Regions from separate parts of the Mus musculus genome. Here all the other regions are linked to region 3. Evidence: chromatin loops called from intact Hi-C (ENCODE). Cell type or tissue: left cerebral cortex. All regions are shown on one strand. Region 1 has its middle 5.6 kb from the start of Gm41566. Region 2 has its middle 6.8 kb from the start of Gm30509. Region 3 overlaps Hsf2bp (heat shock transcription factor 2 binding protein).

Region 1 (2,500 bases), 130 kb before region 3:
GTACCACCATGCCCTTCCCCAAGTCCATGCCAGCAGCAGCTCTGCCTTCAGGTATCAGGTGAGTGCTTTGCTGCCAGAAGGCCCTTGGTCAGCCTTTGTCCACCACAGAAACCTTGTCAGGCATTTAGTGATTCTACTGTGGGGGTCAGTACCCTAGCCCAACACAAGCATGTCCTCCTCCCCCCCCCCCCCCGTGTCCAGGAAACAACAGCCCAAGCCAAATAACCACACCCTGGTGAGGGGGGCGAGGGGGCGAGGGGGCGAGGGGGCATAACTCTATCTGTTGTGACCCCTACTACCACCTGCACCATGGAACTCTTCTGGAGAGTTCACTTTTCAACCACATGGCAGCAAGGTGATGGAGCTTGCCCTCCCAGCACCTGGGAAACCTCTATCCCACCACAAACACATGGACTCTGTGTGTGTGTGTGTGTGTGTGTGTGTGTGTGTGTGTGTGTGTGCGCGCGCGCGCGCACCCATATGTGTGCACGGATGTATATGTGCACCTAAGACACATCCTTACTCACATTTGAAACACTCCTAACAACACACTCAGTTGGCACATGTGCATTGCACACATTTGTGAGCTCACTAACACAACACAGCCTAGATAGAGGAACTGAGAGCCTGGAGGAGCTGAGGGCTGGAGCCTTGCTCCCTTTCCTTGCCTATCTAAACAGCTTTCTGAGGCAGTCTCCTTTGTCTCCTTGCAGTCTCAGGAGTCACAGTGGCCCAGCCTTGGGCTCTCAGATGGAGTCAAGGAAGCCAAAGAGAAAACAAGACTGGCTGTATACACTCCCGCTCTAGAGAATAAAACTCCAGAGAAGCAGAGATGCTGACACACCCCGAATGTCTTTAGGATTCCGCACACTGTCATTTGAAAAGAGCCAGGCAGGCTGTACACTATGAGATTGTAACCACAGGCCATCTGGAAAAGGCAGATCAGGCAGACAGTAAACTGTCAGTGGTTGTCTGGGATGCAGGGCAGGGGTGGGTGGTGAGGAGACATGAGTGGAGAGAGGAAGAAAGCTGAGCCAGGAGGAGCGGGGACTCTGCAGACACTGTCACCTGGGACACTCACAGCTCTACATTTCTCTAAATGCCTAGAATATCCAACTCATCCATGTGCCTGTGTCCCCTTCCAATACAAGACAGCATCATAGGGAGTCCCCATGGGGAGGGAGCTGGAGGGGTCATGTGAGTCTTTTTTGTACTTTTGTCAATTTTTCTGTAAAACTAAAACTGCTCTAAGAAAATATAGTCTTTCATTTTCCAATGAAACAAAAAGAAAATAGGAAGAGTGGGGGGGGAGGGGGGGGAGAAGGAGAGGGAGAAGGAGAGTGAGGAGGAGAGAGAAGAGGAGAGGAAGGAAGAGAAGAAAGAGGAGGAGGAGAAGGAGGAGGAGGAAGGAAGAGGAGATGGAGGAGGGAGGAGGAGAGGGAGGAAGAGAGGGAGGAGGGGGAAGAGAGAGGAGGAGAGGGAAGAGGAGAGGAAGGAAGAGAAGAAAGAGGAGGAGGAGAAGGAGGAGGAGAAAGGAAGAGGAGATGGAGGAGGGAGGAGGAGAGGGAGGAGGAGGGGGGGTTAGAAGAGGAGACTCAACATCAGGCCAAGGACAAGGACTTTTTCCCCTTTAAACAGCTCTGTGGGGTGTGGGCAGCTTTCGGAGTCCTGTCCTGTGTGCCCTGCAGATGTGGGACGCTTTCTCTCATCAGAGTCTGGATTAACAACAGCGCTCTGGGCTCTCAGGACGACCCTGAAACCTGACCATCTCTTGGCCTTATCCGGAGGCACCCCTGGGGCCTCCTCGCCTCCCTGACTCCAGGCTGTGCCTGGGGCAGCCTGCCAGCTGGGGCCTGTCTCCAGCTGCCTTGACAGATCACCACTTAGCCTGGAGGTGCCAGAACATGATTCACTAGCGCGCTGATGACTAAGGCTCCCCGGCCAGCCCTCCCATCATGCTGTGGCGCTGGCATTCTTAGTGGATGCCACCACAGGGGACTGCCAGCTGGCTAAGGCCAGGAGATCTATGGTTGAGGTGAGGCATCCACTACATCTGCCCACCAGAGCTCCTGCCCTAGGTGGCAAAGGCTGTGACCTGTCCATGGTGGTGACACTATGTCCTGCAGACATGTCGGGAGTCAGAGGTGCCTACAGCGTGAGTGAACAGTGATGAGCTGCTCCCCTTGATAACTGGGGTAACGGCCTCCATTGCACGCTCAAGCCTCGTCTTTCTTAGTAACTCATTTTTCTAGACAGACAGACAGACAGAAACACAAACACAACATGCACACATCCCTAAATCCATTTCTCTCATAATTCATTTCACTGGCTTCTCTCAGACAGCATTGAAAAGAATGGACTTTATAGGAAACAAGCAGTCAGGTCCCCCATGAGCCAAGTCAGTGGGGAGCTGGTGCTTTTCTAAGTATCGAGAGGAAGAAACTCAGGGGCATCTCAGGACATCGGCCACACTTCCTCCTGGACCACTGGAGGGAAGGAT
Region 2 (2,500 bases), 150 kb before region 3:
ATGTAGGTTGATGGTGGCCCTGAAGATAGATATGCATTCTGTCTGTGGGTCCTAGTGGGCAAAGGGACCCTGGCCACTGGACATTATACCAGGGCTCAGCTCTCCCTGATGAGCTGCAGGCACCAGCTGGGCTCTAACAAGGGTTATCTTGGGCCTGTCTGCTGCCGGGACAGCACCAACTGTGTGTGTCCAACGTCCCATCAAATTAAACATAAGAAACATGCAGTTGGTAGTTTCTGCCAGCCAACAGAGTCTCTATTGTCTCTTCCTCCTCTCTGTATGGAAGAGCTCTCCTTAAAGTGCAAATGCTATTAAGGCCAGTGAGGGTGGCCCCACAGATGGGCAGGTAGTGAATGGGCTCACAGAGCTCCCAACAACAGACAGAAGAGGGACCCAGGCCAGCCAGCCATGTAAGAGCCCTGGGTTATGGCCCCAGAAAACTGGGTTATACCAGACTCTTTATTTGAAAGCCGTTCTCTGCACAATGGCTTTGGGGGGGGGGGGGAGGAATCAATTTAAGCCAGCATGTCCATAGAGGACTGCAGTGTAAGACCAGACCAGCCACGTTTTGTCAGGGGTAAAAAGCCAAGGCTAGAGTCCAGGTAAGCAAAAGGGCAGTCTGTCAGCTTAAGGGCATTCCGTGGGGCAGTCTGTCAGCTTGGCCCCCACAGCAGCTTCCTGGGCCAGAGGCTAGACACCCTTGGCTTCCCAAACCATTCTCTCTGTGGTCGCTTCTTCTGCAAGAGGGCCTGCACAAAGGGGCCTGGGGCAAGATGGGAGGAGGGTGTGTTGCATTCAGAAGCCTCTTTCTGAATATAGAGTCATGTGTGACCCCAGGGGATTTCTCTAGCTCATTTGGCTTCCTCCACTGAAATTTCCCAGTTGGGGGCCCATGTCCGCAAGGCCTACTGGATCCTGCAATCTGGCTGTTTCTTTGGCTGTGCTGGGCTCAGCCCTTCCAGTAAAGCTAGGACCAGGCTGATTCCCAGTGTCCTTTCTGATATGTACCCTGTTCCTGACTAGTGCAGGCAATGCTGCAGAGCCCTCATCTCCCTCCAGGCTCCTCTGCTCCTCCGAGCCTCTGGTGCTGCAGCACCCAACCCAAGGCAGCTGGTGTTTACTCGAGCCTCCTGCCCAGCCCCAGCCCCCAATCTCCACAGCTCTCTAAAGAGAACGCCTGCTGTCCTTTCTACTTCACAAGGGGGAGGAAATGGAGCTTCGGAGAGGACCAGGAATTCTTCTCAGCTGAAGTGGGCGTCGTGCGGATCCGCACCCACGCCATTGCACCTCCGTCCCAAACTTCCGTTTGGCCATCTGTCTTCCAGAAACCCTCTGACAGCACATCCGGCAGATGCCTTGGGGTGTTCCTCATAGACCTGTGTGGAAGTCAAAACATGGCTGGCACTCCCGAGAGAGGAACTTGAGGGAGATCCTCTAATCTGTCCCTGGGGAAGCTGTGTACCGGCTGCTGGTGTGTGCCTGGCATCCCCACCAGCTGGGGTAATCCAACCCTGCACCCCCTCCTGAATCCAACCATATCTGGTTTCTAGGCCCTGGAGACAGAGAAGTGGGGGGCTGGTGGCAGGGCCATCTTTCAGAGGGAGGCCAGGGGAACTAGAGAGACCCCCTAGCATCCAACATGCTGTTCTGGAAATGCTGATAAGAACGGGGGATCGCTCTCCATCACTCTTGCAGATGGTCTTTAGCTTGGGCGCGCGAAGCTCTTAGTGGGTTAGTCCTGAGACTCATTTCTCCCCATTCAAGATTCTCTGAGGACATTTTGAGGGTGAGAATGGGTCACACTGGCGCAAGGGCCACCTGAGCACCAGGCCAGATACCCGCACAAGAGATAAAGAATGCTTCTTCCAGTGAAAGCCTGATCCCCACCGCTGGCCACGCCCATTACGGGCTGTGTCAATCTTATCTTCCCTCCAATCACTATAGTCTCCCAGTCCTGGAGAGAAAGGGTTACATCTTATAACTTCTTTATCTTAAAATTCCTGGCCTGGTCCCTGCTGCCCCTGGAGAGACTGTCAGATTCAGGTTAAGTCAATCCCTAGAGGCATTTAAGCGTTTCCTTACAGGGTGTAGTTCAAATACTACTCAACCGCAGTCTATAGCACCCAAGTCGCCCAGGCCACCATCCCTTAAACTCTCACAACCCAGGACGGTTCTCACTTCCACATCAGCCTGTCCTCAGCTGCTTTCTTGACTGCCCTGGCCAGTTCCCTCACTGAGAAACCACACGAGACCCCCTCCCACCTTTCCCTTGCTCTCTCTGCTTCCTGGCTGGCTCCTGGCTATCCAGTGTGGCTTCCCTTGGGGACGTCTACTCTCAGACTCTAAAAAGGTATTTCATTGGAAACAACAAGCCCCTGATGTATTGGCTTCATCATCTCCTCCTCCTGACCATGACTAAGCTTTGTCTGACCTGTGGCGCCCGCGCGCGCGCACACACACACACACACACACACACACACGCACGCACACACACATGCAC
Region 3 (2,500 bases):
AAACTTCAACTGTGTTAGTTCACACAAAACCTAATCCAGGCTTAATAATAAACCATGTTCTGTTTGCTCAGTATTAAAATCCAAGCCAACTCTACCAGTTTCTAAACCTCTACTACAGTCACAAACATTCAGAATTCCTTAGCACGTAGGCAGTATGGCCCTGGACTGGATAGTTCAGAACTCTTGTACAACAGTAATACCTGCTGATTTACCTGCCTCTGCCTCCTGAGTGCTGAGATTAAAGGCGTGCGCCATCATGTTCAGTTGAAGCAGCCTTTTAAATATAAAAATTAAAAGGAGGCTGGTGAGATGCTCACTGGGTAAAGGTACACAACCTGTGGCCACAACCCAGAACCCACATGGAGAAAAAAAGAACCAACTTCCGAACAAAGTGAAGCATACACAAGCCTGCATAATATACACAAACATTCACACCAGACACTCTCTCATGCCCAAGGACTCTAAATGTGCAAAAACAATATGCTAAAAGGAAGTAAATGATCTACCTATTAAACGGTTATAAACTCTATGAACAGTTCGCCTACCTACAAACTTACTCAAAATGCACATCTTTGAAACTACAATCTCCTGAGGGTTAACAGAGAAAATAAGAGATCAGTTGCTGCTCAGAAGCAAAAGGCAGCAAACCGACAGTATCGGGACCCAGCCCCTGCAGGCACCTTGCCCAAGAGCCTACCTTCTTCTCCCTCCCACTGTCTGCCTGTGCAGTTTCTAGCCGGGCTTTGAAGTGTTCACGGTCCATTATCAGTTGCTCTAATTCTTGTTCTTTTCTTTCCAGGTCTAGAAGAGACAGAAAATTACTTAAGACATGTGGAACCACATACAACATTCTTATAGTCCTGTGCCTAAGCTCTCTTCCAGTTTCCAAGCCATACGAGTAATCTTTTTGTTGTTGTTAGACGGGTGGGGTGGGAATAGATGCTGGAGAGTGAACCCCATGCCATGCACACTAAGCACAATGTGGTACTGAACTGCCTCCAGTCCTGAGAGAAATTCTCCTGTTCTCTTACTTTGTGATTTTAAGATCTCATTTTCTGCCAGACGGGTACTCAAGACTTCAAGAAAATGAGTTATTTAAAGTACTGAAGGCAGAGCTGGGACGCTTGACTCTCTCATGGCACAAACGTGTGTCTGTGCCATAAAAAGCAGAAGGCATCTCATGAGTGGCTGGTGCCAGCAGGAGCTGACTCACAGAGCAAGTCCCACCAACTGGCAGACTGACTCAATAGAACAACTGCAGTAGTAAACGGAGGCGGGAAGCAACAGAGATCAAGACAAGAACATGCTACAGTGAGGGGGTAGTGACGACGTAACACTTCCTCTCCACCAGCATTTAGCTTATGAGTCAAATGGCCAACAAAAAACTCAAAAGACACCCACATCAATAAACCAACGAGAAGCATATTATCAACTTTAAATACTGTCATACTGCAGAAATACCACTGTTCAAAAAATGGGGTATTTAATTCAAAATTTTAATAGTCTGATCTCAAGGCTAAGAAATCAAACTCTTTTTTTGCCAATATATATGCAAGATTTGAGAATAAATACTAAGAGAGAGCAGCTGGCTAAAGCCTAATATGCTTAGGATCCCAGGGGACTTGGACCTGGCACATGGAGTTTATTAGGTGGGCCTCAGAACTTACATCTCTTCTCTGTAAGGTAACTCTTTCCTATTACCACTTTCATGGACATATCTACTACATTTGCCCCCTCCCCCCATCCTCCACTCTCATGCATCTCCCACTGCTGCTGACCACCTGACTGTCAAGAAGCCTCCTCTTACTCTCATGGCTTGTGGATGCTGTTAGGGTTGGGTATGACCTTCTCAGTTTAGCATCTGTTGTGTGAACAAGAAGCACAGGTGACTTACCAATGACTACAGCAGTGAGAAGAACCACTCCCCTTCCTCCAACAACCAGTAGCTGCCAACTGCTCCTCAGGGAGGGGTAAAGAGAAGGTACATTTCTTTTTTTAAGATTTCTAAAGATTAGCTAGAAAGATGGCTCAGTGGTTAAGAACACTGGCTGATCTTATAGAGTTTTGTTCCCAGAACCCACATGGCAGCTTACAACTGCCTGCAACTCTGACTCCCAATCCTGGCTCCTCAGTACCAAGTGTGAATACCGTGAACAAACATACAAGCAAGCACTCACACACACATAAAAGAAAAAAAAATCCTTTTTTTTTTAACTGTATAAATGTTTTGCCTGCATATATGTATCTGTACCATGTTCACACCTGGTGCCAATGGAAGCCAGGAGAGGGTGTCAGATCCCCTGGGACTGGAGTTATATACAGTTGTGGGTTACCAGTGCTGGGACCCAAATCCTAGCCCTCTCTGCAAGAGCAGCAAATACTCTTAACCACTGAGCCATCTCTCCAGCCCAAAGAAATTAAATTTCTAACAAGGTTCCTAGCAGAGGCTTTAATTAATCATACTTCAAAACCAACTACTTCAAATCAACAGCCTCAGCTC

The links. Peaks named below come from ENCODE experiments on the same cell type or tissue, not always from the same donor. Only the 100,000 strongest peaks of a DNase experiment are listed, where the experiment ranks them.
Region 1: a loop joins it to region 3, with 6 times the contacts of the local background. A loop is called at or near these places in 1 of 42 quality-filtered maps.
Region 2: a loop joins it to region 3, with 11 times the contacts of the local background. A loop is called at or near these places in 12 of 42 quality-filtered maps.

Annotation. Positions count from the first base shown.
Region 1 is chr17:31,891,109-31,893,608 of GRCm38, forward strand. No RefSeq gene overlaps it. Among named protein-coding and RNA genes, the nearest start is that of Gm41566, 5.6 kb to the right of the region's middle. In left cerebral cortex, no CTCF peak of the experiment used is centred here; DNase peaks (open chromatin) are centred at 960 and 1,902.
Region 2 is chr17:31,876,633-31,879,132 of GRCm38, forward strand. No RefSeq gene overlaps it. Among named protein-coding and RNA genes, the nearest start is that of Gm30509, 6.8 kb to the left of the region's middle. In left cerebral cortex, a CTCF peak has its summit at 1,077; a DNase peak (open chromatin) is centred at 1,201; H3K27ac peaks cover 299 bases.
Region 3 is chr17:32,022,069-32,024,568 of GRCm38, forward strand. It overlaps Hsf2bp (heat shock transcription factor 2 binding protein), which reads right to left. Exons shown (of 8, transcript NM_028902.1): 3 at 698-801. Among named protein-coding and RNA genes, the nearest start is that of Hsf2bp, 11 kb to the right of the region's middle. In left cerebral cortex, no CTCF peak of the experiment used is centred here; DNase peaks (open chromatin) are centred at 1,215, 1,698 and 1,942.